2 separate regions of the Mus musculus genome follow, and region 2 is linked to region 1. A link is a loop called in an ENCODE intact Hi-C map of the cell type or tissue named here. Cell type or tissue: heart. All regions are shown on one strand. Links, peaks and the distances in the headings refer to the core of each region. The heading gives the core; the rest is flanking DNA. Region 1 overlaps Iqcg (IQ motif containing G). Region 2 has its middle 18 kb from the start of Gm34766.

Region 1 (15,751 bases), core at 3,769-11,768:
AAGTACACTGTAGCTGTCTTCAGAAACACCAGAAGAGGGTGTCAGATTTCATTAAGGATGGTTGTGAGCCACCATGTGGTTGCTGGGATTTGAACTCAGGACCTTCGGAAGAGCAGTCAGTGTTCTTAACCGCTGAGCCATCTCTCCAGCCCTTGATGGCTAATCCTAACACAGCTGAGAAGGGGGAAACCTCAGTTGAGACATTTACTCCATCAGATCAGCCTGTAGGTACGCCTTCAGGAATTCTTGATTTATAAGTTTGATGAATTTTAAGTTCAGAAACCTGGCCTTCTCTCTGCAGAACGGGAATGAATACATTGCTCACCTCAGGGACCAGCTACAAGAGATGAAGGCGAAAACCAACTTGGAGAATCTTTATATGAAAAGAAATGCTGAGCTGCAGATTTCCCAGACCCAGAAGAAATGTAACCGAGCAGAAGAACTCTTGCTGGAGGAGATTGAGGTAACTTGTGCTACATTAGGCTGTCTGGGGATGGAGCTCAGTGACAGATTCTGGTCCAACTTCGAGTATCAAGAAACAGCAGAACAAGCCAGGCGTGGTGGCGCATGCCTTTAATCCCAGCGCTGGGGTGGCAGAGGCAGGCGGATTTCTGAGCTCGAGGCCAGCCTGGTCTACAGAGTGAGTTCCAGGACAGCCAGGGCTACACAGAGAAAAACCAAAAACAAAAAACAAAAAACAAAAAAAAAGAAAGAAAGAAAAAAAGAAAAGAATCAGCAGAACAAAAGAAAAACTCGGGTAGATAGATGATTTGATGATGTCATGTGGGCTGTTACTTTTTTAAAAAGTAATTTATCTTGGACTGGAGAGATGAATCAGCTGTTAAGAGTATGCATTTCGGGCTGGTGAGATGGCTCAGTGGGTAAGAGCACCCGACTGCTCTTCTGAAGGTCCTGAGTTCAAGGCCCAGCAACCACATGGTGGCTCACAACCATCCTTAAGGAGATCTGACTGGTGTATCTGAAGACAGCTGCAGTGTACTTACATATAATAAATAAATATGAAAAAAAAAAGAGTATGCATTTCTCTCAGAGGACCCGAGTTCGGTTCCCAGCACTCCTGTTGGGAGGTTCACAACATCTTGTAACTCCAGTTCCATAATTTAAAATTATGTGTGAATATGCCCACGAAGACAGGAGGCATTGTGTCCCACAGAGCTGGAGTTACAAGATGCTTTTGAGCCACCCACCTGGGTGCTGGGAGCCAAAGTTAAGTCCTCTAACAAGAGCAGCATGCATTCCTAACCGCAGTTTGCTCCCACCTCAGTGAGGTGTCAGCTATGATAATGTGCCAGCAAAACAGAACAAAACAACCAAACCAAAACAACCAAAACACAAACAAACAAACACGAGGAAGAGGGAGATTAAGGTTTTCCCAGAGGTCAAACATGAATAACTAACTGGGGTCTTACATACTTGTGAGTAGAGCCTTTAGTTGCTATGCCTCCTGCTTCCCGGTGGGTGTGCGGGAGAAGCCCGCTGTGAAGCTCCCCTCCCCATGAGCTCTCCAGCCACCCAACCCCTCTGCTTCCCCATGCCCCCCTCTTTCTTCTTCCGGTGGGCCACAGACTCACTTTGTAGTGCAGGACTGGCTTTAAACTGATCCACCTGCCTCAGCTTCCAGAGTTGTGGGGTTCCAGGGGCTCTGACTGAATGGTTTACCACACACACTTTTTTTTTTTTAAGATTTATTTATTTATTATATAAGTACACTGTAGCTGTCTTCAGACACCGCAGAAGAGGGCGTCAGATTCCATTACTGATGGTTGTGAGGCACCATGTGGTTGCTGGGAATTGAACTTAGGACCTCTGGAAGAGCGGTCAGTGCTCTTAACCACTGAGCCATCTCTCCAGCCCTGACCACATGCTTCTTGAATGCTGTAATTTCCTTCTCTGGGCTGAGAATCTTGAAGCTTTGTTTCCAGATGATGGGACTGTGGTGGCTTTTTCTGGGGCCCTTATGTGTATAATGGAGTGCCAGCCCATGGCTCTGTGGTGAGAGTTGAGTGGAGCCACACAATAGCTCTGTCAGGAAGCCTTGGCATTCCTGGGGTCTGGGCTGCACCCATCATCCGGGCACTGTGGATCTCAGCTTTGCCGTGTAGAGAGCTTGGTGTTGGTGTATTACAGAAACTGAGGATGAAAACTGAAGAGGAGAACCGGGTTCACACGGAGATCGAAATGTTTCTTAAAAAACAGCAGCAGGTGAGTCGCCCAGGAGTTTGATTCCTCAATTGTAAGACCCCACTTACAACCCACTTATGGCACTGGAGAGACGGCTCAGAGGTTAAGAGCACCGGCTGCTCTTGCAGGGGATCTGGGTTCAGTTCCCAGCACCCACATGGCAGCTCGCAATTATAACTCCTGGGGGGACTCTTCTGGCCTTCAGGGGCACTGGGTGTACATGGTGCGCATACACACATACAGGCAAACACCATATACATAGAATAAGGTAAAGAGATCTTTAAAAAAAATCCACTTACACATTTCTGAAAAAAAGCAATGCTTTTGTATTTAAGGACAGTGGTGTCTCACGATGTCATCTGGTTGGCCCATAGTTCACTAGGATTCAATATCTCTGCCTCTCAAGTGCTTGGTTAAAGGTAGATGCCACTAAACTTAGCTGCAACTTTAAAAAAATCTTTTTTTTTTAAAGATTTATTTATTTATTATATGTAAGTACACTGTAGCTGTCTTCAGACACTCCAGAAGAGGGAGTCAGATCTTGTTACAGATGGTTGTGAGCCACCATGTGGTTGCTGGGATTTGAACTCCGGACCTTCGGAAGAGCAGTCGGGTGCTCTTACCCATTGAGCCATCTCACCAGCCCTAAAAAAATCTTTTAATGGGCTAAAGAGTTGGCTCAGCAGGCAGAATGTTTGCTGTATAATCATTGGACCTGAGATGGACCTTAAAGCTCACAAAAAACAAAAAACAAAAAACAAAAAACAAAAAACAAAAAAAACCCAGGCTTGGGATTACATGGGTAATCCCAACTTCAACGTGATGGTGGAAAGGTCAGATCTCTGGGGCTTGCCGTCTGGCTGGTGATAGTGAGAGATCTTGTCTCTGAAAACACAGTGAGGTGCTACAGAGACAGCCTAGTGCCTCAGAGCGCTTATTACTCTGCAGAGGACTGGGTGGCTCACTACTGCCTGTAACTTCAGTTCCAGGGAATTGGATACCCTCTTCTTGCCTTCACAGGACTCCTGCACATGGTACACCTGCATACAGTCTCACACACACACACACAACACACACACACACACAGAATAAATAAATGAATAAATTTAAAAGAAGGTAAAACAGCTACACATGAGTGCATCTGCACACACACAGACACATAGGCATTCACATATACAAATCTACTTATACAATACAGAAGAGAGAAGAATAAATATTAAACAAATAAATAAAAGATTAAAAAAAACGGTCCTTTGAGGCAGGTTCTGCTCAGCCTCTCCTCTCTTCTCCTCTCCTCTCCTCTCCTCTCCTCTCCTCTCCTCTCCTCTCCTCTCCTCTCCTCTCCTCTCCTCTCCTCTCCTCTCCTCCCCTCCCCTCCCCTCCCCTCCCCCCTCCTCCCTCCCCTCCCCTTCCCTTCCCTTTTCTTTTTTTTTTCCTTTTGAGGCAATGTCTTACCATGTGCCTTGGATTGGAACTCTCTATGTAAACCAGGCTGGCCTTGAACTCACACAGGTCCACCTGCTTCTGCCTCCTGAGTGCTGGGATTCCAGGCCATCATGCTCAGCCCAAAATCCATTTAGTAAACAAGGAAAAAGCAGCCATACTGTGAGGCCAATGAATGTGCTGCCACAGTCTCTTACAGCTTGCCCATCTGAATGTGTACACAGCTCTAACTTTCAGGAAGATATTTTTTTTTCCTTCAACCTTTTAAATTTTGTTTGTATAAAAAACATTTTGTAGCCGAGCATGGTGGCACACACACCTTTAATCCCAGCACTTGGGAGGCAGAGGCAGGCAGTTTTCTGAGTTCAAGGCCAGCCTGGTCTACAAAGTGAGTTCCAGGACAGCCAGGGCTATACAGAGAAACTCTGTCTCGAAAAAAAACAAAAACCAAAAACCAAACAACAAAAAAACCCATTTTGTTTGTTCTTACATTGCTTCATAGCCATAATGTGAAAATATTTTGATTTTGCCTCTTCCTGTGGTATTGTGGATTGAGCCCAAGGCCCCACCCAGGTCTGCCAGGCAAGCAATCTATTACTGAGCTATGTTCCCAGCCATATATATATATATATTTGCCATTTTTTTAAATTATAAAAATAACATGCTCGGGCTGGAGAGATGGCCCATGGTTAAGAGCACTGACTGTTCTTCCAGAGGTCCTGAGTTCAAATCTCAGCAACCACATGGTGGCTCACAACCATCTGTAATGAGATCTGATGCCCAATTCTGCTGTGTCTGAAGACAGTTACAGTGTACTTACAATAAATAAATAAATAAATAAATAAATAAATAAATAACATGCTCAGTTGAGGAAGGTTTTAGATTATCAATTGCCTTCTCATTTTGTTCATGTTCTTACAGTCTCTTCTCAAAATAACTTAGATCTCTATGCAAGTTAGAACATTTGCTGAGAAGCACTGAGCACATGGGTGTTAGCTAGACAGATTAGGATGCAAGGCGTGCGGGCTGCATCTGGGACACAGGCAAGCTGGCTGCACATGCGGGATTTCCTGTGGGTGCCGTGCGTCCGGTGGTGAGGCTGATAGCTTGCTTGACTAGACCTAGTAGCTGCCTCCCTCCATTTGACGAGGTGGAGGTACCAGGGCTTCCCTCCTGTGATGTGGAGGTGAGAATGCAAAGCCTTGGGGACAGCCTGCTTGGGATGAATTTATTCACTCATCACCAGACACATCCTAACCAGAAGACAACCAGCAGGCACACCAGTCTGAGGACACTGAAGAGCACATGGGGACGGGACATCACTATGCTGTATAAAGAACATCTGTGTTCCACAGGAGAGGGGTGGGTGACTCCCATTTCCAACCCAGGGGACCTGCTTGGTCTGAGAGTAACCAGGCATTAACCTCAGTGATCCCTTAGGACCTGCTGGAACTTAGGGTCCTTATCCTTTCTGCTCCTCTCAAGATGTCCTGGGAAGAGCTAAGCCTTTGACTTTGGGAGTCTCTCCAGCATCCTTGTGAGGCCCTCAGTATCATGCCAGTTGGTGAGAGAGTCGGGTCTTTCTTGTCCAGGTGGTAAATCTGCTCCTTCAGATTCATCCATTATCAACGTCAGCTAGGTAGCACACTGTGGCAACCTGGCAGAGCTAATGGAACAAGCCCTTCCCTGAAGGCTATCCATGCTGGTGGTAGTCAGGAAGCAAAGAGTGAGTGAGCTGGTGGAGAGTGCGAGAAATGTCTCTGTACTTGACCGCATTCCTATGGGGGCCAGGTGTGACCTCCGGGGCATCCTTAAGGTAGGTCCTGACTTCCATGGGAATGGTCCAACCCTGAAAAACCACTTGGTGGCTGACAACGAAGATAAGGTGGTCATGAAGCCAGGAGACCTATGGAGTCTGGAGTGACTTAGACACTGGCTTCTTGAGAGCATTAACTCTGAGTTGACAGTGACTCATGGGGACCCACAGAACAAACCTGTAGCCAGCCCCGGGTCACAGCAGGATTGAGGCAGTCAGATGACAAGTGGAGTCTTTTTTTTTTTTTTTTAAGATTTATTTATTTATTATATGTAAGTACACTGTAGCTGTCTTCAGACACTCCAGAAGAGGGAGTCAGATCCTGTTACAAATGGTTGTGAGCCACCATGTGGTTGCTGGGACCCGAACTTCAGACCTTCGGAAGAGCGGTCGGGTGCTCTTACCCACTGAGCCACCTCACCAGCCCAACAAGTGGAGTCTTAACTTCAGTCACTGCTGCTGTGGGTTTTCGAGTTCTATGGAGCCGAACTGTGGCTACTTCCCAAAGTACTGAGTATATACAGTGGGGAAGACATATTCGGGACAGGTACAAATGTAGGAGCGCCTGGAACTTTCCAACTCCACTGAAAATTAAACCACAGGCTTGCTGTGACCCTGATGACACTGCATAGGTAAGCGCCGCCTTCCAACACCTGACTGAAGCACAGGGCCTTAGATTTGCTGCTTGGTCTGTGCAGAAGCTGCCTGGCCCTTGCACAGTCACGGGGACTGTTGTAACTCCAGCTGCTGCTGCTATTCATAGACTTTGTTGATACACATCTGCAATACAGCTGCTAATCGCTAAACCAATTCGAAAGCTGCTTGCTTTCACCAGCAGGGCCATGTGTGCCTCCTCCTTCCTATACGGGGGCTGCCGATCCTCCAGCTGTCATGTCATGGTCTACAGAGGCATCTGCTTTGACACTCCATATCAGATCTCCTGTTGCATTAATGACACCAGGCTGCTATGCAAGTATGGCAAGTGACTTACAAAGACATCTGTGAATTAGAGCGTGGGATCAGCTTCATTCCTAGTGCCAATTGTGTGTGATTAAAATCCATTTAAATAACACAAATCACACTATCAATTTAAACAGACTTTAACAAAAGGATCATGAGCTATTAATATGGGACAGATTACCAAGAAGGGATAAAGAGAGCTCTGAAGGCTAGCACAGGGCTGACTGCCAGGATCCGAGAAAGGAACCAAGGAGGTGGAAGGAAAGTCTTTCCCATGACTAAGATTCAGGCTCATTAGAGAAAGTGCGTGGTTTCCTGGATGCCAAGAGGTGCTGGGGTTTTGTTTGTTTGTTTGTTGTTGTTTGTTTGTTTTGGATTTTTTTGGATATTGTTCTAATTATGTAGCTCAAGGTGTTCTCTGACTCATCTTGATCCTCCTGCCTCAGCCTCCTGCCTCTTGAGTGCTGGAATTATAGGAGTGTGCACTTAAATGTTTGTCTCCTCCTCCTCCTCCCTTCTGCCCCTTCTCTTCCTCCCTCTCTCCTTTCCTCCTTCTTCAGTCAGATGAATACTCGGTTGTAGAAGGTGGACTTTTTTTATTCATTGAGATTATCTTCCCCTTTAATATGTGGAAGTAAAACAGGGTAGATTTGCTATTGTGTTCTTTACATTCTTGGAGTTAATCTTACCTCGTCATAATGGATATAATGTTGCAGTTGTTAGTTAAATGTTTTGGTCAATGAGTGCCACTGGGTGTCACACAGCTCTAGCAGTGTGACCAGGGAGCCAGAGCACAGTGAGCCTACAGACCTCCTGCCGTGTCCTCTAGCGCCCTCTGCTGACGAAGCTTAGTATTTTGCTAGGTGGCCAAAGGAAACACTTCCAGTCATGCCCAGCCATGCTGAATGAACCTGGAGCTGAGAGGCAGTGACTGGTACCTGACTCAGTGGGATGTTTACCCTGTAGATCACTGGTGAGCACATTTTATCATGTGAAGGAGTTTCTTGTCCAAGTATTCATTTATTTTTGGTGGTGGTGGGAGGACAGCATCTCATAACATAGCCCTGGCTGACCTGGAACTCATCACAGAGACAAAGCTGGCCCCAAACTCAAAGAATTTAGAGTCACCTTCTCAGTGCCAGGATAAAGGTGTGTCGCCACACCCAGCTGAGATGAATTATTTTCATCCATCAATATGATTTTTTGATGATATATTTTTCTCCTCTGTCTATAAAGTAAAATACACTTACTTAAGTTTATTTATTTGACAGTTTGTTTATGTGTATGTGTTTATATCTGCCACATGGAAGCCAGTGGAATATGCCAGAGGGGCTAGAGTTACAGGTGGTTGTGACCGCTCAAACTCAGCAAGACCAGGATAGGCTCCTAACCATTGAGCCATCCCTCCAGTCTCTGTAGAGTTACAGACTGTACTAATCTACCCACTAATGTTGAGTCATCTTTCATTTCCTAAAAGTCTACCTGGGGATGGTACGGTGTTAATAAACCACTAGGGCTGATATACTTTGATTTTTTTTTTTTTTTTTTTTTGGTTTTTCGAGACAGGGTTTCTCTGTATAGCCCTGGCTGTCCTGGAGCTCACTTTGTAGACCAGGCTGGCCTCGAACTCAGAAATACGCCTGCCTCTGCCTCCCGAGTGCTGGGATTAAAGGCGTGCGCCACCACGCCCGGCTATACTTTGATTTTTATATCTCTTTGTTTTCTGGGGCTATTTTTTTTTTTTTTTTTTTTTTGTGTTGCTTCCAAAGTTCACTGGCTTGGCTGCATGGCTTGAAAACAATTCCATTTTACTATGATCCGAAACCCAAAAGAGAAATAGAATAAAACTGTATGTGTTGTTTGAAGTGTAGTAAAATCCAAGCCATCTTGACTGGATATCTCTCTCTCTTGTCTTGATGTGTTTGCAGGAGATGTCATATTTATTTATTTTCTGGAGTGTCATATTTTAAAAGAGAAACATTATCTGCCTAGAATGATATTCAGCTCTTCATTTACCAGATCTTTCAGAGTCATGTTTTGTAACATGTCTTCGTAGGAAAGATTCCATTTTGTTTCAGTTTTTTGGTCTCCTGCTTCTGCCCCCAGCGCTGGGTTACCACATGCTCCACCATACCTAATCTTCTGTATTTTACTATTGAATGCTCCTGGACTTTAGGACTTACATATTTCTGGTTTTCACTAGTAGCTGTTGAGACTTATTTTTGAATTATGTATGTGTCTCTGTGTGGGCATGTGGGCATGTGGGCATGAGTGCAGGTACCCAGGAGGTCAGAGATGGCTTTAGACTCCCGGAGCTGCGGTTACAGGCTGCTGAGCCTGTGTGGACATGGGTGTTGGGAACTGAAACAGGTCCTTTGCAAGAGGACAACAGTGCCATCTCTTGAGCTCAATGGCAACCTTTAAATTTGTTGTTGTTTTGTTTTCTAAGTCAGGGTTTCTCTGTGTAGCCCTGGCTGTCCTGGAACTTGCTCTGTAGGCCAGGCTGGCCTTGAACTTATAGATCTGTCTGCCTCTGCCTTCTGAGTGCTGGGATCATAGGCGTGCGCCACCACTCACCCTGCTGTAACCTTTAAATTTTTTATATAGGGGCTGGAGAGATGGCTCAATGGTTAAGAGCACTGACTGCTCTTCCAGAGGTCCTGAGTTTAATTCCCAGCAACCACATGGTGGCTCACAACCATCTATAATGGGATCTGATGCCCTCTTCTGGTGTCTTCTGGTGTATAGCTACAGTGTACTCATAAATAACAAATAAATAAATCTTAAAAAAAAATAATCGTATGCTGGGCAGTGATGGTGCACGCCTTTGATCCCAGCACTTGGGAGGCAGAGGCAGGTGGATTTCTTAGTTCAAGGCCAGCCTGGTCTACAGAGTGAGTTCCAGGACAGCCAGGAATACATAGAGAAACCCTATCTTAGAAAAAAAAATTCTTTTTTATACATGTCTAGGTTTTACTGTCTCTCTCTTAGGTGTAGAATTAATCATTATGCATATCCTGTTGCTTTTATTAAAACTCTTATTTACTGCCCCCCCCTTTCCAATATCCTGTGTTGAAACCAATTTTATACAATTGTCAGTCCATTAGCCTACCACTATTACACTACACTGTGCTGTGCTGTGTGTGGAGATTGTTGTATCTCTAGCCACTAGTGGAGAGAGCTAGGGGACTAAAGAATTCAAGTAAACTTGAGTGCCAGACTTGAACCTTGGCGATCTGCCTTCAGGGCCCAGGCTCCTCCCAGTAGTCCTGGTGCCTCCTGAGGGACTGTCATGAGAATCACACTTCACTGTTTTTTTTTTTTTTTTTTTCCTTTGTTACACGCCATTTATTTTCCCTTGCAAACGGACATCTTCAAGTAACTTTCATAGACTGAATCTCATCATCTTTCTCTCCTATTTGAAACTTTGGCTGGTATCTTAGATTCATATCTATTTTCACTTAGAAATTTGAAGACTCCTCTCCCCTCAGTCAAGGTATCTTATATCTCAGGCTGGACTAGAATTTGCTATGGGGCTAACATTGGCTTTGAACTCCTGATCCTCCTGCTTCTACTAGAGGTATGGGCAGCCATGTCTAGTTTTATGTGGTGCAGACCATCAAACCCAGGGCTTCATGCATGCCAGGCCAGGATCCCAGCAGAACTATCCCAGCCCACATTTCTATCTTTTTGGATGAGTGTTCAGTATTTGTTGTGCCAGGGAAATGTTAGTGATCTCCCAAAACACACACAGAAGCCAATCTGATGCAACTTACAGCAGGGTCTTTATTCTATTCAAGCTAGCTCGCCTCTCCTAACAGCTACCAGTTGCCATTAGCTTCTCAGCTAGGCGAGGGGCTTCTTGCCCACCTCTATACGCTATCCTGGGATTTTGAGTTTAAAGTGTCTTGTACATGTTGTCATATGCTTTGAGTTTACAGGTGCCTCTCCTCCTTTAAAAATGGAGTGGCTTACACCCAGAAAAGTACACCAACCAGACACAAAGAACACGGCAGCATCTGGGCTGGCCACCCTCGGTTCCTCACCAAGTCTGTTGTGATCAGATCTCTGTAGGAAAATTTGCTTGGTCTAGCTTGCTCTAACTGGCATCCTGCGGTCCTGTTATTTTATATCTGGTGGGAACCATGTCTTAATGTGTTTTTCCAAGTAGAAACTTGAGGAGAAGCTAGAGTTCTGGATGGAGAAATTTGACAAAGACACAGAAGCAAAGCAGAACGAGTTAAATGCTCTCAAGGCTGCCAAGGCCAGTGACCTGGTACACCTGCAAGACCTGGCAAAGATGGTAAGGGGTGGCAGGGTGACTGGGATATGAGTGGGAGTGAGGGAGTCTGGGAAGACAGTTTTAGTCAAAAGCAGAGTAAACCACCAGAGTAAACGTGGTTCTTTACTGATGACAATGACCGAGTGAGTGCGTACGGCATTGGTGCTGGAATGATTCTATTGCAAGCACACTTTTATTTTTTGAGACCGAGTCTTTGTAGTTCAGGTTACCCTGGAACTTACTATGTAGTGATCTTCCTATCTCAGCCTTCCGCATGCTGAGATCACAGAAGTGATCAGGCCAGAGACTTTTCTTAAGTTCTAGGTAGAAATTATTTAAAACTCCTTCAGAGAGATGCTGCATTAAACAAAAGACAATTTTATGATCTTTAAAGACAATTTATATGTTGGTTTCTAAAAATTTGACGTCATCATTGGGTTGATGTTGAAGTTCCTAAATTTCTAGTTTAAAACATGGCTATTTGCATATGTATATCTATTAAAGTTTTAAAAGTATTATGTGGAGGATACCAATGTGTGTGTGTGTGTGAGAGAGAGAGAGAGAGAGAGAGAGAGAGATATTTTTTGTTGTTGTTTTGTTTTTTTGTTTTTTTCAAGCCAGGGTTTCTCTGTATAGCCCTGGCTGTCCTGGAACTCACTTTGTAGACCAGGCTGGCCTGGAACTCAAAAATCCGTCTGTCTCTGCCTTCCAAGTGCTGGGATTAAAGGTGTGCGCCACCACTGCCCGGCTTGAATTGTTTAAATTGAAAAAAAAAAAAGTTGAGGAATATTTATATAATGTGAATACATTATTACAGTGGAAATTAGTGGAAATCCAGCAGGATTTTGTTTGTTTGTTTGAGACATACACTTGCTGTGTGGCGAGATTGAGTTTGAACTTTGGTCAGTCTCCCGTCTCTGTCTAGAGTTACGGGCACGCAGGGCTGGCTGGGCTGTGGCCTGCCCTGCTCCTGTGTCCGTGTCCTTGTGCAGATCCGGGAGTACGAGCAGGTCATTATTGAGGACCGGATAGAAAAGGAGAAGACCCGGAAGAAGCTGGAGCAGGATGACCTGGAGCTGAGGAGCATCGTGAAGGTAGGACACTCAGGCCTGGAGGCAGCGGTGGAGGGTGGGGTCCCGGAGGGTGGGGTCCCGGCACCGGCTGGGGTCCCGCAGCAGGTGGGTGAGGACGTGCTTAGAGTCCACAGTGCAGGGAAACAAGGAAAAGAGCAAGCCTGCCTCCTGGTCTGGGGAGGACGGGAGCAGTGGAAGGAATCCTCTGTCCAGACACTGGATCCGAGGTCACGCCTAACCCAAGGGGAGGCAGCTGTGCAGGCAGGGCATTTCTAAATGCTCTGCACGGCTCGACACCCTGGTGTGAGTCAGCCCTGGCTGTGTGATGCTTTCCAATAGAAGTTGCTTATAAAAAGTGAAAGGGACAAAGCAAGTTAGAAGAAAAAAAAATATATATGTGTGTGTGTGTGTGTGAGAGAGAGAGACAGAGAGAGAGAGAGAGAGAGAGAGAGAGAGAGAGAGAGAGAGAGAGGAGAGAGAGAGAGAGAGAGAGAGAGAGAGAGGAGATTTTTCTCCAGAGCCCTGACTGCCCTGGGACTCACTGTGTTGTCTGCAGTGCCCTTTTCTCCTCAGCCTCCTGGCTATTGGGATTATAGCAATCAAGCCTGTGTGAGCTAGTGAACTACCTCATAAAAGTTTTCTGTGAACTTGCAGATATCAACAATGACAGCATGATCAGGTCCAGATTCTGGAAACTACTTTTAGGATTCATTTTGACTTTGAATTATGACCATGTCTGTGTGTCTGTGTGTGGGTGTGTGCACTTGACCATGTCTGTGTGTCTGTGTGTGGGTGTGTGCACTTGACCATGTCTGTGTGTCTGTGTGTGGGTGTGTGCACTTGACCATGTCTGTGTGTCTGTGTGTGGGTGTGTGCACTTGACCATGTCTGTGTGTCTGTGTGTGCACTTGACCATGTCTGTGTGTCTGTGTGTCTGTGTGTGCACTTGACCATGTCTGTGTGTCTGTGTGTCTGTGTGTGCACTTGACCATGTCTGTGTGTCTGTGTGTGGGTGTGTGCACTTGACCATGTCTGTGTGTCTGTGTGTGGGTGTGTGCACTTGACCATGTCTGTGTGTCTGTGTGTGGGTGTGTGCACTTGAGTCCCGGAGAGGCATCAGCTTCCTTGGAGCTGGAGTTACAGATGGTTGTGAACTTCCAGATGTGCATGTTGGGAAACTTACTCAAGACATCTGCAAGAGCAGTATGTCATCTCTCCAGCCCTGGGAAAACCAGTTTTAAAGCAAACAAATGCAATGCAAATATAGCAGCTGGTTTTTAAAAAAAACCAAACAAACCAAAAAAACCCCAACCAACCACCTCTGCCTGGGCATCGTTCAAGAGCTCTGGCAGGAGCAGATCTGAGATATAGAGTGGGAGGCAGAGTGGGAGGCAAGTTCTGCCTGTGAACTCAACTGCCTAACTGTTGGAATGACAGGTGTACACCGTGACACAAGGCCATGTTCTGCTGTTTTTGATACTGGAGATCAAGCCCACAGCGTTGGTTTTTAGTGTGGTTATTACTCTCAGCCACAACCACAAGTCCAAAATTAGAACTTTAAAGGACTTTTAGGACCAGGTATCGAAACATCTTTGGCTATGCATGGTGGAAGAGCACGCCTTTAATCCTAGGACTTGGGAGGCAGGTGGATCTCTTTGAGTTTGAGGCTAGTCTGGTCTACAGAGGGAGTTCTGGGACAGCCAGGGGTACACAGAGAAACCCTATTTCAAAAAAAGAAAGAAAGAAAAGAAAGAAAAAAACTCAAACCCAAAACCCAAACCAACCAACCAACCAAAAATACAAAGTAAGGGAGACTCACTCACTCACCTTTGATCTTACTATTAGGAAAATCTGGTGTTTAATTAGTAAATGTTGATCAAGCTTCTGTTTTCCATTTGTCAAGATTCAATTTTGAGTGGAGAGCTAACCGTAGACCTTCTGTTCTCAGCAGTGGATCCCTGTGCTCTCAGTAGGCTAGTCTGATTTTATAATCTAGACAAGAACAGTTGCATTAAACTGACAGAGACATTCAAGGAGCTGTCTGAATCCTACCTGCTTAGCAGCTCCTTAAGGATGTGTGATGCACTGTCAACCACTGAGACTTGTTGGTTCGTCCCTGACTGGGCACAGGAGACAGACATTCACTCCTTTTGTGTCCAGTGACTGTGAGGTGTGAGATGTTTACCAAGGGAGCAAGAACTACACAGAGGTTGAGGGTCTTAGTCTGAAGGAAGACTTGGCCTAGCACACTTCACTTTCAGGTAGCTGTACTGACAGCAGCCTGGCCACGTCCATACCCCATGTTCCTGAGACACAAGTGACTGTTGGTTCTCTCCTCTGTAGAAAGATGAGTGCTGTTGAGCACACAGAGATGAATTCCCCTGCTTCTTTCTTCCAGCTCCAGGCCTGGTGGCGAGGGTCAGTGGTCCGGAAGGAAATTGGCAATTTCAAAATGCCCAAGAAAGATAAAGATGACAGCAAAGACTCGAAAGGCAAGGAGAAGGAGAAGAGGAGAAAGAAGTAACCAGTTTCTGCTGAGCCTTCTCAGGCCTCGAGACACTGGGGGTGCTGACCCAGCGCCCACCTCCTGGCTCACAGACCTAGGGAGTTCTCACTGTCTGATACTCTAGTTTTCACACCCCAGTGAGGGCTATCACATGGCTGTAGGACCTCTTCAGACGGGACTGTGGGGAGCCAAGTTGAGTAGCTGTGTGAGCATCCTTCTTCTCGCTCCAGAAAGCAGCTAACTGGCTCATAGTTAAGTCGTAAAAACTCCTGACACATCTGACTCTGACTTTATGCCATATGATTAAAGTGAAAAACTATTATAAGCAAAAGTGAATTCTCACCTAGCATCATGTGCACGCACATGTAGTTAATAAACATTGGCTCTGCCTGTCTTGCAGGGCGACCATTAGTCTAGGGTTGGTGGTGTTGGGGGACAGCACATAAAACACCTCTTACATAAGCAGTTCCAGTGACTTTTCTGGGGACAGATAGGGATGGAAGCATCTGATACAAGATGGAAATGGCATGTAGATACACAGTCCTCCAGGGGTAAAGAATGGGGCACGGGTTCTCCAGAGGCTAGTTTAGAGATACACTTGTCAAAGGAGACACAACTATGTCCATCATCTGGATTTTAAGACGTAAAGAAACCAACCAAACCAACCAACCAACCAACCAACCAACCAACCAACCAGTGTATATGTGGGCCCAGGCTTGGAAACGTGTGCATGCCACAGTGTGCAGGGGGTGGAGTCAGAGGACAGGTTCCAAGAATTGTTTCCTTCTAATGTATCTCTTTGTACTATTTGGGTCTCAGATATCAAACTCAAGTCATTGGACTTGGCAGCAAGCCCCTTTTCCTGCTGAGCCATTTCATTGGCCCTCAACTGTGGTTTTTTTTTTTCCCCTGAGAGAAATGTTACCTTAATGTGTCTCACATATTTCATGAATATAAAATTTAAACTTTTTGATGCAGGGTCTCATGTGGCCCAGGTTGGTTTCAAATTCACTACGTAGTCTAGTGGCCTTGAACCTCATGTTGTGCCTCCTAAGTGCTAGAACTACAGGGGCGAGTGACCATACCTGGTTTATGCAGCGTTGGGAATGGAACTTGGACTCCATGCATGCTAGTAGGCACACTTCTGACTGTACTCCAGCCCCAGCCTGAGTGGAGCCTTCTCATCCACTGCCTACGCAGGCCAGCCTGCTATCTGTACCTCTTTAAGAAAGAGACTGTGAGCCTCAAAGGTTCAGTGAGCCAGATAAATGGCCTTTCCATGACTGGTCTCTGGCAAGAAAACCATGCTTTAGGCTGGAACAATTTAAAGTGTTTATTACATGCTACTGGAGTATATTGGCTTTTAATGTCCACATATAAGATGACATACAGGCAATTTAAAATAACATACACAGTACTGACATATTTATACTTAGAACTTACACAAATATTTACAAACATACAAATAT
Region 2 (15,751 bases), core at 4,506-12,505, 310 kb after region 1:
ACCATGTGAATGTGACCATCTAGGGAAGGGACCTTTTTGCAGAATCCCCTAGACCCCAGGCCTGTCCTTCTCACCCACCTCAGGAAGCTTGGGCCAGGTCCCCTTTACCACTACACACAAACACACACACACACACACACACACACACACTCATGATGCCCCAGGGATTCCCTCTGGGTCTTCCTTCTCCTTACAGGGAAGAGAAAGTTTGCAATGATGGCCTTTTGTGGTCATCACTCTCCTTGGCTGGTCTCCAAAGAGCCTCTGGGTTTGACTGAAGTTTAAGCAATACAGAGTAGTTGTGGCACTATGAGACCAGCCTGGTCTCCAGTCAGCCCTTAACTTCCTTACCTATTCCACCCTAGTCTTTACAGAGAACCCCAGAGGTGCCGGGTGTCCAGGCTTGCCCACTTGCAGCTGGATTTACTTCACTGTCTGACAACTGGCCTGAAAACACAGACCGATGGATGCCAACAACCATGAAGGGTCTGATATTATATCCACTAGTGAACTAACAAGCTGGCCTGCCACAGTTTTACAGATGTTAGCAAACAAAAAACCATAACAAGAACAAAGCCACTCACAGCAGACCCTGGGTTAGAGGCAAAGCGATTTGTTACAGCCGCTAACATCAGCTTCAGGGTTCATTGGTTCCTCTGCTACTTGCCCTGAGACAATACAGAGGCAGGCCCAGATGTGTTCTATGAGCCAAAGTGAGCTTACATCCCAGCTACCCAGGCTAGGAACACCAATATCTTATCTACAGCTATAAAACAAACCTGTCCAACCTTTTCCCCAGAGCTAAACGATATCTCTGTGCTGTTGGACAGTAAACAGATCAGCCTCCTGCACAAAGGGAGACACTGCCTTGTCTTCCAATGCTCTCGCTGTATGAACATTCTGGAAGATCCCAAAACAAAAGGACAAAATGTCAATGCATTTGTTCTTAAAATTTGCAGAAATGTGATTGAGTTGTAGAAAAAAATGTCTCCCAACATCCAGGAGCCAGGGAAGACCAAGGCTCCATTAGCATGAGCTGTTGGCTCTTTCCCTGTCTCTGGCTTTCGTGAGTGGCTCACACAGGTATCACAGAACCCCTTTCCTCAAGCCACCATCCCTCAGAGGATAACCTTTGTCAAAGGGACACATGAATAACTGACGGGTGCCGAGTGTTTGTAGAATTATGTCAATCATGGGTTCAGTAACTGTAGGGAGCACCTGAGAGAAACAACCGGAAGGAAGGAAGAAAGGTTTATTTGAGCTTCTGATTTCAGAAGGGTGAATCCACAGGCAGCTAGCCCCAAACAGCCCTGAGAAAGGGTGTGGTAGAGAAGGCGTCTCATCTTGTGAAGAACGTGAATAGAGGCCAACAGGGCCAGGAGATAAGATATGGGCTCGATGTGCAGACGTGCAGCTAAGTGTCTTCACCTGTGCCAGGAGCACCCTGAACCCTCATCTTAACCCCCAGCACTGACGTTACCCAGTTGCCTCGACTTTTTTTTTTTTTAACATGTTGCCCATTTCTGATACAAAAGCCCTTGGCATTTTTATGAAGAATAGCATCTGTAAACTGGGGTGTTTGGCCTCTACTTCCTGTCTTGAATCTGTGTCCTGAGGGTTGCAGCTGCCTAGGGACCTTTTGGTGCAGACTTGCAGGTATGCAGGCAGTGGTGTATGCTGACAGAGGTCGCTGCTGGGTCTTCACCCTGAAGGTGATTTTCAGACTGGAGCTCTGCTAACAGTGCAGCTTGCCCACAGAATGCCAAGCCCCACTTCCAAGATCGTAAGGAGCTTGCCAAGAGGACCGGGGCTCGTTCTGTTGAAAAGCCTTTAAAGATTTGTGGGATTTATCTGTAGACTTCTGAGAACAGTAGAAATATTTTTATTTTTTAATGATTTTGCACTTCTGAATTCAGGTGGAAAATAAATTTGTATTAGTTTGTTCAGGGGATTATGACTTGAAAAATTTCATATCCTGAGGGTTTTTTTTTTGCTTGTATACTCCATGTTTAAAATATTTACTAGGAAATACATGTCCCCTGTTCATTAATATATTGTAGACTAATTTAACAGGTGCATTTCAGGGAAATTCTTCCTAGTTTAATAAGTAAGGTAAAAGTTTTATTTTATTTTTTTAGTATTTAGTGCATATTCTCTACTTCATGCTGTTTAAAATTAGCCTGCAAATATTTTCAGTCACTTCTGTGGGCTATTAGAAGATAAACAATAAAATAAACAAAAGACATCCTAAAAAAAAAAAAAAAAAAAAAAAAAGATATGAGCTCGAAAAGCATGAGAGCTTTTGGGAGACATTTCAGAGTCAAACCAAAGGGTAACAATGTAGCTTACAACACAGGCCAACAAGACAGCTTAACAACACAAAGGTACTTACCGCTAATACTTGTGGACTGACTTCAATCCTCAGGACTCAGGCAGTAGAAGAAAACTGACTCCCACAAGTTGTCCTCTGATCTACACACACACACACACACACACACACACACACACACACACACGCTCCTACACACACATGTACATATGAGCACACACACACTCAGATGCACACATAAGCACACACACTCAAATACACACACAGACACACACATACACAAACACACACTCACACACTGAAAGGTGCACTAATACAGAGAGTACTGAAGTTGTCAGTTCTGTGGCTACAGCTAACTTCAGGAATCCACACAGCTTAGGCAGCCCATCCCCCCATGGCTCCCGCTCACAAAGGTACCATGCTTGCTTGGTCTGGTACTCTGTCACATCTTGACATTGGAAGGTTTGTGACGGGGCTCCAATTATGCAGTGGTGCTGGTGGTGACACTGGTGGTGACACTACATATACATTCCTGAAAATCAGAACATTGTTCAAGTCGTGGGAAAACACTGGGAACTTAGAGGGGGAAATGGAGTTAGGTAGACAGGATTCAAAAACCTTATTGGTGGCTAGGTGTGGTCGCCATACTTGAGAAGCCGAAGTAGGAGGGTCTTGAATTTAAGGTCAACCTGGCCTACCTAGCAAGACCCTGCCTTAACTCTCATCCTTGAAAAACTACATCTTTGGTGCATTAAAAAAACATATGTCTAGCCAGGCACAACGGTGTTCACTCTCAATCCCAGCCCTGGGAGGTAGAAGTGGGAGGATCTGTGAGTTTGAGGCCAGCCTAGTCTGATCTACATAGCAAATTCCAGGACAGTCAGAGCTTATAGAGGACCCTATCTTAAAAACAAAACAAAACAAAATAAACAAACAAATAAATAAATACACCTCATAAGAGTGGTAGTGTATTTACACAGTTAAAGGCCATGAAACACATTTCTGCTACACCAATAGAGCAGTTTGTCTCCAGGAAGAGATGCAATTGGTCTTTGGCTATGGTGTGGGAGAGGTGGGAAGGGTGGAAGGAGGTCTATCTGATACCACACACGGAATGAGGTGGCTTATGACACATGAGGTGACCCAAGGGAGTTGGGACCGCCCCTGATGCGATGGATGTGTGGCTCTTCACATTTTTATAGGAATCAGTTCAACTAGATGCAGTTTCTTGCTCTCTTATGTAGTGATGGTTTCCAAAGATGAACTCTCTACTCCTGCACACAGCGCTCTTCTCATGCTCTGATAGCACACACACACACACACACACACACACACACACACACACGCACACACACGATCTTGCTGGAACAAGTTTGTGAACTGAGAGCTATAGCTGCACTGACTGGTCTAATGTTCAAAAGGATTGACTCAGACTGCTGCCATCACACTAACCCTGTGAGGAAGTTTCTGTGAGATTCTAAAGAGCAAGGGGTGGGGACCCACCTATGTGAGGAGGAACTGTGAGAAGAACCAACCGTGCAAGTTCATAAACTCTGCATGGCCTAACTTTCAAGGCCTCCCAGAGAATCCGTAAGTAACTAATACTAAGGTGTCCGCCAACCCAACCCACCCCGCACCCCATCCCCATCCCCACCCCCACCCCCACCCCATAGCCAGCCTGCCTATCAATATACTTGTCCATCAATCAGCTAGTTAGCCAAACTGCCTCTGCGTCTTTCCCTCTTTTTATACTACTTCTTGCTTTGGTTCAGTGACCAAAGCAGCCAGCTGACCGTCTTCTTCGCCCAGGGTGTTGCAAACTACTTGCATGCAAAGACCCACCCACCTCTGAGAACTCAGGGGAAATCACACATCCTGGACTATGCAGCTCAAGTCTTCCTCCTTCTCTTGCTTCCTGCTAGAAAGTGGAGACACTAAGCTCTTCCTCCTCTAGGGATGCTGGCTGAGTGTGAAGGTCACTCGCTGGTTAGCACATTATTAGTCCCTTGACTAGCCAGCCACACTGTAAGTAACACTCAGATATGTGGGTTATAATGGTAACGGTTGCCTAGGCTACTTTTCCAGGGTCGAAAGCCTTTTTTTGTTGTTGTTGTTGAAAATAGTGACTCCTTCCTTGGGCCTGCAATGGGGCAAAAAGGTTTGGCATCTCTACGCTCAGGTCTTCATTACTGCCTTAACTTTTGGGCCAGATTTCTCCTCCTCCTCCTCCTCCTCCTCCTCCTCCTCCTCCTCCTCCTCCTCCTCCTCCTCCTCCTCCTCCTTCTCCTCTTCTTCTCCTCCTCTTCCTCTTTCTCCTCCTTCTCTTCCTCCTCCTCCTTCTCTTCTTCTTCCTCCTCTTTTTTTTTTTTTTTTTTTGCAGTGCTGGGGATTGAACTCAGAGCCTGTGCGTGCTAAGCAAGTGTTCCACTGCTGAGCTGCCCAAGCGAGCCCTTTGAGTCTGTTTTCTCTAGAAAGAAGAAGTCATACTATATAAAGATCTACAGTCATGAAGACACCCCGGTACTGGTTTAACAGACAGGTAAACTTATGGGATAGAATAGAAGATTTAGCTATAAAACGACACAGCTGTGACCACTTCATTTTTGACACAGGAGGCAAAAGCATTCTTTGGTGGGGGGGGGGGGGGATACACTGCTCAACAAATGGTGCTGACAAAACCGGTTTCTACATGCAGAAGATGAAACTCGATAGCCTTCACCTGATACAAAAGTCAACTCAAAAACGGATCAAAGATATTAATTTAAAACCGGAAACACTGAAACTTTTAAAAGGAAATACGGGAGTGCTCTTTAAGACACTGGGGTGGGCAAGAACTTTTTGGACAGCACACTAGCAGCGCAGGGACGAACCCCAAGCGTCACAGGTAGGGCTATGTTACAATACATTGCCTGCACAGTGTAGGACCCAATCCTCAGAGCACAGGGCCCTCAGAAGAGGGGAAAGCCTTCCCCAGCTACACCAACCCAAGGGGCCGAGATCCAGAACTTACAAAGAATTGCAATTAAACACCAAGGAGATAAAACTACCAGTCAACAAGTAGGCAAGTTAACCGAACAGATAGTTTTCAAAAAGTCAACATAAATGGCCAAAACACTATTTTAAAGCATCCCATTTCCCTAGCCATCAGGCAAGTGCAAATTAATGCTACTCTGAACTAATCACCTCACCTCACTCAGAACAAACCTGACCACAACCTTGGAGGGATGTGGAGGGATGGCGGGAAAGGAATCCTTATTCACTGCTGGTGGGGCTGCAAATTAATACAGCCATTGTGAAAATCAGCTTGGAGATTCCTCAAAAAAATAAAAATAAAAATAAAAATAAAAATAACCCCTCTACACCCAGAAAATTCCACACTGTTTGTACCCTCACATTTACTGCTATATTTATTTATTTATTCATTTATTTATTTATTTCTAAATATTGCTATATTTATTCATATATTTATATAGTTATAGCAAAATGTATATGTTTGTTAATGTAATTATAATAACTACATAATTATATAATTATAATAAATATTTTATTTATATATGTATTTATATTGTTTATTCATATAGCAAAGAATTGACATCAACCTAGCTGTCCACAACAGATGAATGGATAATGGAAATTTTGTTCTGTGATCTAAAAAAAAAAAGGAAGTTTTAAAAAAAATTGCAAGAAAGTTGGAGAGACCTAAAATGTATAACATTAAGAGGGTCACACAATCTCAGAAAGAAAAATGAGCCACGGGGCTGGAAAGATGGCTCAGCGGTTGAGAGCACTGACTGTTCTTCCAAAGGTACTGAGTTCAATTCCCAGCAACCACATGGTGGCTCACAACCATCAGTAGTGAGAACTGATGCCCTCTTCTGGTGTGTCTGAAGACAGCTATGGTGGGGTATTTATATATAATAATAAATAAATCTTTAAAAAAAGAAAAGAAAAAAGAGCCACATGTTCTCTCTCATTAGTGGAATCTAGCCAGTCATATCATATATATATATATTGAACAAATGTGCAGGTATACATAGTATACGCAGGTACCGTATAATATGTAAAAAACAGGAAAGGTTGAATGCAAGTAATGGACGTGAGCTATGAAAAAGAATATAAAGCTAAGTGTTTTTCTAGTTTTTAATTCTATCATGGGAATTTTGTTTTATGTGGTGGATAAATGCATAAAATGTATTTGATTCTGAAGGTGTAAAATTTAATGTGAAGCTACACGGCTTCCATTCTAAATGCCTATTCCAACCGTAAAGACTTCATCGAGTTGTTCAGACTTGGGTCTGCTTGATGTTGGTGTGAGACACTTTTATTTACTTGCGAGAATTCTTTTTCTAATTAAGTTTATAAAATAAAATTTAAAAATAAATTGACTTAAGAAAGAAAGGCAGGTGACAGACAGGCCGTGGCTGGCTGCGACTTTACCCATACTTCTCCTATGCCTTTGCTCGGGCCGAGCATTTGCCCTTCGCTCTACATTCCTGTAGTATTGCTTGTCTGAGATGATTCCAGAAGCCAGCTGTCAACCATAAAGCTGACTCAAACCTGGGACATCCTGCCCTGAAGATAGAAGAGCATCATCCCAGGGACTTGGACCCCTGTAGGCACCAAAACACCAGGCTGCTCGACTCAGGACCCTGGAAATGCTATTTTCCCTACGTGGCTCCTAATCTGACCCTCACATTAATATTCTCCCACTTCCCCCAAAGAAAGGACTTGAGGCACTAACCTGACGGCTATCCAGGCTGCCCACGCCCTTTCGAGAGTCTTCCATTGTGTCTGAACCTCATCCGTCAGACCCTGGCGTCTCTGTGGGATGAGCTTCCTTCCAGATCTGAATTGGACCACATGACTACTCTGCTTTCCACACAGGGAGAAGAGCCTGGAGTTTTGTGACAGTGAGAGTGCACAGGAGTTAGGATGCAGACAGGGGGCTAGGATGGGGTTTTGTCATGTGAGGGCCAACAAGCAGGGCTTGAAACTTTCTAGAACCTTCCTGAGAACCCTGCAAAGCAGGGGTGGGAGTGAGGGAGCAGAAGGTACAAAGCCATTGGGAAGTCTTCTCAGCCTGAGTGCATGCACCACACACACACACACACACACACACACACACACACGACCCCACAACACACTATGCCGACCCAGTCTCACACCGGGCAGTGAAGGAGCCAGGCTTTGTGGGAGAGGAAGGGTCAGGGCAGAGTCCTATCCTAGCTGCAGTTTTGGGTGGAAAATGCAGCATCAACATTAAACTTTTCTCCCATGCCCCCGCTATTATATGGTCATTATTCTGACTGTGGACAGACAGTGGCGGAGAAAATAAGAGTCTCTTTGGGTCTCTAGGATACCTCTGACCTACAACGTGAGGTAGTCTCCCACACGTGGCACTGAGATTTTTATTTGACAACCTGTGGCTTCTGGGAGGAGTGTTTTCCCCTGTGTGAAGTCGTTCCAATTAAACTCTTTTATAGGAACATATATAGGAAGCTTATAAAATAGTAGGTTTCCATATGGCTTTTTCAAACATCCTGAGTGTTAATCACCCTTCCCCTGACCCTCTCCCCTCCCCTCCTCAGTTTCTCTCTCCCACTTAATCCTCCTTCTCCATTTCCCCCTTCTTTCTTTGATTCTGGCTTTTTTCCTAACAGTATCCTTTTCATACTAAAAAGTTTTACGGGTTTTAAAAACGAAGGTTTATCTGCCCCAGTCACTTTATGGGTTTTAAATATGAAGATTTTCATTTAAATGCCTCAGTTGCTGTTACTGACGGGAACCTCCTGGGAGGTCAGCCACTGGGTGAAGGCAGGCAGTGACAGGCAAAGACAGGAGGCCTCGGGAAAGTCCTGCCCGAAAGGACCTCCTGGCACAACCACAGAGCCTCCCTGGGCTACACCAAGGACCGTTAGGAGAGCTGAGGTGAACTGGCTCCTGTGTTTTGATGATCTGCGTATCTGTATGGATTATGGCAACATGGCATGTCTGTTGTTGCAGGTTTGTGTGTAACTGTACTTTTGACAATTTTATTCCTTTTTCTCTGCAGCCCTACTCCACCCTCATCCCTTCTGACCCCACAACACTAGGTAGGAGAGAGAGAAGGTTAGGGGGAAAGGGGGCATTGATATTGTTAGATTAGGGGAGCTGACTTCCTTGAGGCAAGTATGATCCTCATCATCTGAAAATCTCCAACCACCAACCACCAGCAGGGCGGCAGCAGCAGCAGCAGCAGCGGCTACTGCCACAGCCTCTCGGGGCTCTGGGGTTGGTGGGGAGCTGGAGGGATGGCTCAGAGGTTAACAGTACTGGCTACTCTTGCAGAAGACCTGGACCTGGGTCTGGTTCCCAGTATCCATATGGTGCCTCACAACTATTGGTAACTCCAGTTCCAGGGGTCCAATACCCTCTCCGACCTCTTCAGGCTTCAGGCATGTACCTAGTACACAGACATAGATGCAGGGAAAATCTCTCTCTCTCTCTCTCTCTCTCTCTCTCTCTCTCTCTCTCTCTCACACACACACACACACACACACACGTTTTTTATCTAAAATTAAAGTCTGAAGGTCTGAGATGGTACAGTCAAAAAGTATTTACTGAACAAACATGAGGACCTTCCTTTGTCCCAAGCACACACGCAAAAATGTAGGCATGGAGGTACACCCTTATAATCCCAGCCCAGCACTGGAGAGGTGGGGACAGGAAGAAATTTGCGGTTCAACAGCAGGCCAGCACACTATAATCAGCCCAGATCCCAGTAAGAGACCTTGTCTCCCCAAAAGGTGTACAAGCTCCTGAGGAACGACGGAGTGGATCTCACACGGAATTGAGAAGCGCTGCTCTACAGCGCCCCCGCCAGGTTCTGTGCAATGCTGGCAGCCAGAGCCTCTTCAGCAAAGGGGACCAAGAGAAGTCCGTTCCTTCTCGGTTTTGATGATGCAAACTGTTAAAAGACCTTTTTTTCTTATACGGTCCTTATCATATATCCAGCTAGTCCCCGCCTTCCTCCCGGACGCAGCACTTCAGTTCACCCCTCCCCCAATCCACTGACCCTCTACTCCCCTCTGCAACTCCATGACTAACTTCTGACACCCAGTTCTGAGCCCCCATCCCCCCACACCCCCACACCCCGCTTTCTACTACTGCCTCTTCTCCAGATACCGTTCTAGCTACCCAATCTGTTAAAACATGAATTCCCACCCCGGGGCCACCATACCCATCCATTCTTCCCCCACCAATGAACCGCCAGCTCTGCACATCTACCCAAGGAAAGGCCCAGGCCCTCTAGCCTGGGGAGATTCTAACCGAAAGGGTGAGGGTGCCTTTCATAACTAGCTACGCTGTCTATAAGGGCTGGCGAGCACCAGCTTCCTCCATCCCCGAGAGCCTGAGACTGAGGAGCCAGCAGCCTCTGCGCCTCAGGGCACTGCCTGCCTCCAGCTCCTCATGGTCCTCCAGAGGGTACCTTGAGGCCACACAAGTCTCTGTCTCCATAGTGGTCCGCACCTGAAGGCAGCCAAAGTCTCCTGAAGGGCAATAGCTTAAGCCACCTCCTGCTTGGTGACAGAATAAAACATAACTATCCAGCTGAGGGAACGGTCACAAACTCCAGGCCAACCTCCTTCTTATCCTCATTATCTTACTTTTTCATAGTTTTAATTTTTTTTCTTTCTTCTAAAAGTTTATATTCTGTGTGTGCGTGCACATGCCTGTATGCGCACACACATACACACACATGCACACTGTGTGGGTGCACCCTCACCGTCCTCCTTATTTATGACAGTCTCTCTGTTGTTTTTCTGACATATACACCAGGCTAGCTGGCCCTCAAGCTCCTGGTAATCCCCCTGTCTCTAACCCCTGTTTTACTATAAGAGCACTGGGATTTATGTCTGTTCTTAGATTCAGGGGATCCAAACTCAGGTTCTCGGGCTTGTGCAGCAAATCCTTTGCCATCCAACCCCAGCATTGGCCATCATTGAAAGTGGACACACACACACACACACACGCACACGCACACACGTACACGCACACCCCACAAGAACTATGTATTCTCTACTATAATTAGCATTTCAGTACATTACCTTTCTCGAACTCTAAAAGCTCAGTAATGAAAATAGTACACCCCAGATCCAAAATAGGCACAGATCAGTGGAACAGAGTAAGGAGCTGAGAAATAAACTGATTTTCCACAGAGATGCTGAGAACAGGGTGCAAAGGAGAGTCTCTTCCACAAATGTGCTGAGAGCTCTGGATTGTCTTAGGCAGGAGAATGAAGGCGCCCTCTCTTCTCACACCATGTACCTCATCTCAGGGTGGATTAAAGGCTGAAATCCTAGACCTGAAGCCACAAAACTACTAGACGAAAACATGACGAGATTTCTGACATCGATCTGGGCCATGTTTTTGTTTTGTTTTGTTTTTTGTTTTTTGGTTTTTTTTTTGGGGGGGGTGGCCATGATCCCAAGAACAAAGTGAATGAAAGCGAAAGAGAACAAGAGAGATTGTACAGTCACCTAAAAACCCCTGCACAGCAAAGCAAATAGCACAGGCAAGGCATCCCTGTGCACGGAGGGAAAAGAGCTGTGGGCTCCATACCCAATAAGGCTTCTTTGCAAACACCTCTACAGACGCCAAATGACTTAATCATGAAAACAAATACCCTGATTTAAAAATAGACAGAGGATCTGGGCAGGCGTTCTCAGAGGTATGATTAGGAATAGCCAAAGGGCATTTAGAAATTGGCTCAACACCAATAATAGCCGGAGAATAAACATTAAAGCCACAGAGAATGAAGGTCTCATACACATCAGAACAGCTATTATCAACGAAAAGAAAGGTAAGCGGTGGTGAGAATGGAGAGAAAATGGAACCCTCGAGCGTGCTCAGGAGGGATGAGAATTAGCCATCCTGAAGAACGATGCAGAGATTCCTCAAGAAACTAAAATCGCAACAACCACCGGATTCAGCAATCTCATTTCAGGTGGGTGTTTATCCAAAGGATGTCAGACTGGTATGTTGAAGAGACATCTACACTCAGCGTACGCCACAGCCAAGAGATGGCAGCGACCTTGTGTCCCTTAACAGTGGACAGTTGGATAAACATACAGGGCGTGGGTACAGAAGATGAGGTGCATATGAAAAGAACATACTAATCAGCTGGACAAACATGACGTCCTGTCATCTGCTGCACCGTGGATGAACCTGGAGAATGCCGTGTTAAGTGATAAAAAGTTGCCCACAGAAAAACAAACTCACTCTTATGCAGGCTCTAAAATCATCAAATGTGTACAAGCCCACAGTCAAATGGTAGGCGCTAAAGGCTCAACTTGACCAGGTTAAGGAGGCGTTGACCAAAGGACACGAAATTTCAGTGAAATTGGAGAACTAAGTTCAAGAGAGTTGTGTGTGTGTGTATATATATATATATATATATATATATATATATATATCACAATGACCACAACATGCTTAAAGCAGCTTAGTAGCAGCATGCTATAAGTTTGAAAATTGTTAAGACAATACATTTAAATATTCTCTCTACAAAGAATTATAAAACATGAAGTAATATGCATCACAATGTAGCCATTCCGTGGTACCCATGTCTACTAAAACATTGAGTTTTTTGTGTAAGTCTAAGTGATTTTGTCAGTGACAGAATATTGCTGGATATGGTGGGACCCAACTTTAATCTCACCATCTAGGAGGCAGAGGTCGGCAAATCTCTGTGAGCTCCAGGAGAGCCAGGGATACAGTGAGACACTGTCTCAAAAAAATAAAAATTAAACAAAGTTATATCATTCCTAGGTATGTCTTCAAAGAATTCTATAACCTGCATATTCATATTCACTGATGTTTCATTCATAACAATTAGAAAACGGAAACAGCCCAGATGTCTATCAGTGGGTGCATAGATGTGGGTTAAAAGATGGCCCAGGACCGCTTGGGGCTTGGGCCGCTCGGCAAGGCAGGACAAGGGAAGTCTTGACTGCTCGTTCCCCATGGCGTCACAGGATGGGCGTTGGACTGTGAGAAGCCGAGGAACCCTGTTCCAGAGCTGCGGAAGCACAATCTAAGGTCCTGGGGGATTGCTGGATTTGCCTCGGGGGGGGGGGGGGGGCCAGGGATGGCAGGTTCTCAGACTCTTGGGCACCACAGATGCCGCTGGATGCCACAGAAGAGCTGAGAAAGGAGTGGGGACCCGCAGTCTGGCTCTAGCCCAGGGCCCAAGGGGAAAGGGGGGAGGAGAGCTCTGGCTGGGTCCCTTGGGGAGGAGCATCCTTGGCGGGGGCGGCTTAGCTTGGTGGAGTCCATCCATGGCTCAGAGCACAGTGAGGCCTCCTGAGGGAGATTAGATGCAGCTCTTTCGAGAAAGGCCTGCTCCATTGCTTCAGATCTCCATGAGAAGAGACAGTCCATAGTTTTAAGACATTATTGTCATGGGGGGGGGGAGTTGATAAGTAAAAAATGAACCCCATTTTCTCAGGGCAGGCCTGAGGTTAAATACCTTTTGCAGGGAGGAGTGTCTGGGAAGGAGAGTTTATTGGCTACGCCTCCAGGTCTTTAGGTACCTCATTAAAATGGAGATCTGTCTTGTGGCTACGGGATCTGTGGTCAAGTCCTCTACCTGTAGACCGGCTTGAGGCGCTGCCCTTGCGTGATTGATGGCCACAGACCTATGGAGTGGAGAGCTACAGCCTCGTGTCAGGAGCCTGGTGTCTAGTATCATAGCAAAAAAACGCCTACCATCCCTTGCACGAGACCCTGCGGGGTCACCTACAGGGTCACTGGGGTTTTAAACCTAGCTCAACCAGAAAACAGTCTGACTTTCATGGTCCTACACTTAGATAATTTTTAAAAAGATACTAAACACATCCATATACACAATGATTCAGCTGTAAGGAAGCATGACATTTGTATGATAATGAATGGAGCTGTAAACTGTTAAGTAAGGTAACCTCAGGCTAAGACAGACAAAGGCCACGTCTTCTCTCTCATGGGTGGATTCTAGCTTCTAATTTTGAGATCTGTGTGTTTACGTTGGAGTAGAGGTCAGAGACCTAGAAAGGGGGTGACGAGGTGGTGGTGGCGTTCGTAAGGGGGTCAATACTTGAAGACGTGTCATGTGAAAATAAAGTAGAGAATACTAGGGACAGAAAAGTGGAGATGGGAGTGGGCATGGGGGAGAGGAAGGGGTCAGGAAAGGGTTAACCAAAATTACAGTGATTGACATGATTTCCTTCCTGTGGAGCGGGCCTCAAAGCCCATCTGGAAGCTATGTGACCTCATAACAGGTACCCCACTATTGCACCAGGAGGCTCACCTTCCAGGCAGGTTGGCATGTAGCACGCTGGCTCTGCTATCCCCTGCTGTCTCACATGGGCCCCTCCAGCACCGTGAAAGCTGGGAAAGAAGAACTTTCCAGCTTCCTTCCTTTCTTTCCTGCGACCAATTATCTCTTCTTGTTGGAAATCCTGTGGTGGGTGTAGCTAGCCTGTTGTGCAGATGCTAAAATCAAACAGGAAGGGTAGCCAGCGCTTCTTTTGCTCAAGCTGTGCCTCTGCCCAGAGACAGAATTAGAAACAGAAGTAAAGGCAGTGTCCACTCCCACCCGTCTGGCTCGGCGATGACATGGGAAGACAAACATGTCCTAATAACGGCAGTAAGCATTAGAAAGAACTAGTTAGTGTTTTAGGGTCTCAAGGCAGGGGTGCTTACTGAGCGGTGGGTAGTGTGAGCACAGGGACCTAGGCCGGACACAGCCAGGAGGAGCTAGCCAGGCAGCGGGTGGAGATGGGTGCTGTGAGCAAGTTAGCATGTACTAAGCTCTGGAGGTGCTAGACTTCTGTCTACATAAGGATCTGGAAAAAACACAAAGAGATCAAGGCAGAGGATGAAAAATGATCTATACAACCAAAGTCGTGTAGCAGCGGCAGAATCAAGACTTTATTCTAGCCTGGCAGTGGTAGCGCACACCTTTAATCCCAGCACTTGGGAGGCAGAGGCAGACAGATTTCTGAGTTCTAGGCCAGCCAGGTCTACAGAGTGAGTTCCAGGACAGCCAGGGCTACACAGAGACAGCCTGTCTCGAAAAACCAAAAGCAAAAAAAAAAAAGACTTTATTCTGCTTCTATCTAACTTCCAAGCCAGAGGACAGAGGGCCCTGTCTTTCCCTAAGAGGAATACGGAGAGCTGCAGAGGTGACTGACTCTGCAGTCAAGTGCTCGCCATTCAACCCCAGAACCCACCTTAGAAAAAGAAAGAAAAAGAAAGAAACCAGGCCTGGTAACCCCAGTGCTGAGGAGGCAGTAACTAGAGGAGCCCTGGGCTTGCTGGCCACTTGGCCTAGCCTAACTGGTGAGTCCCAGGCTAGTGAATGACCCTGTCTCAGAAACACAAAGTGAAGGGCTGGAGAGACAGCTCAACAGTTAAGAACACTGACTGTCCTTCCAGAGGACCTGGGTTTGAGTGCCACCACCTCCCACACACATGGCAGCTCACAACTAAATGTAGCTCCGGGATCAGAAGATCCAAAGCTACATACACATATGTACGTACCTTCAGAAACAAATACATAAAACAAAACGCTTTTTTAAAAAGTGGGCAGTTCCTGAAGAGGGACACTCAAGGTTTACCCCTGACCACCACACACACATTTTTGCACACACACACACGTGGACACACATACAAGGAGGAATACGGCTTACAAATCCTCTATCAGATAGGTATAAAGGATAGAGGAAGAGTGTTCTAGGTATGGAAACAGAGTAAGCAAAGTACAGGTGTGTGACAATGGTTATGATAAAAGATATGTGTAGGGAGGGATGCCTTTGGCAGGCCCATACTAAAATGTACCCCTAAGAAAGGCACAACTGGGAGAGGAAGAGGAGAGGGGGAGAGACCTGGGGTGACTGGGGGCCCTTTTATCCACAGCACACACCTGGCACTCCTGGCAGTGGCAGGCGATGACTTAAGTAACTAGGTCCCTGAGAACAGGCCAGTGGAATGGCCTGTATACTAACAACAATAAGATGTTGGCAAAGCAAATACGCCAAGCCCCACAGGGTTAGCGCCCCGTTCCAAGTCATTCCGTCACTGCTTTGCTTCAGCGCCTCCCTGAGTTCCACATAACCACTCTGAGGAAGAAGGAGTTCCTGGAGCTGGTCCCTCTAGGCTCCTGAACACACATTGGGGCTCCGTGAGGTTAACCAGTCACCCTCTGCCTCCATGAGATCAGAATGGGGCCTAGAAAGGCGTAGAGTCAGTCTGACTGAAGGTGCCCTAGGACCCTGGTGGGCCTTGTGCTGCAGAGCTCCTGAGACAGAGAGGCAGTCTGGCTTTTGATCTTAGGAGCTCTATATGTGGGTGCTACTTTGGTTCAGGGGTCAGAGAGGTCTCCATAGTCAAAAAGACTTCCTG

Evidence for each region. A loop is a pair of places that touch in the nucleus more often than their neighbours do. Peaks named below come from ENCODE experiments on the same cell type or tissue, not always from the same donor. Only the 100,000 strongest peaks of a DNase experiment are listed, where the experiment ranks them.
Region 2: a loop joins it to region 1, with 2.2 times the contacts of the local background. A loop is called at or near these places in 2 of 42 quality-filtered maps.

What each region holds. Positions count from the first base shown.
Region 1 is chr16:33,015,487-33,031,237 of GRCm38, reverse strand. Iqcg (IQ motif containing G) reads left to right here. Exons shown (of 11, transcript NM_178378.3): 7 at 302-463; 8 at 2,149-2,223; 9 at 10,593-10,724; 10 at 11,696-11,797; 11 at 14,175-15,751. The coding sequence ends at 14,300. It overlaps Lrch3 (leucine-rich repeats and calponin homology (CH) domain containing 3), which reads right to left. Exons shown (of 21, transcript NM_001081255.1): 21 at 15,209-15,751. Among named protein-coding and RNA genes, the nearest start is that of Iqcg, 33 kb to the left of the region's middle. In heart, for the core only: no CTCF peak of the experiment used is centred there; a DNase peak (open chromatin) is centred at 7,267.
Region 2 is chr16:32,708,982-32,724,732 of GRCm38, reverse strand. No RefSeq gene overlaps it. Among named protein-coding and RNA genes, the nearest start is that of Gm34766, 18 kb to the right of the region's middle. In heart, for the core only: a CTCF peak has its summit at 9,197; a DNase peak (open chromatin) is centred at 12,332; H3K4me3 peaks cover 521 bases; H3K27ac peaks cover 244 bases; H3K27me3 peaks cover 230 bases.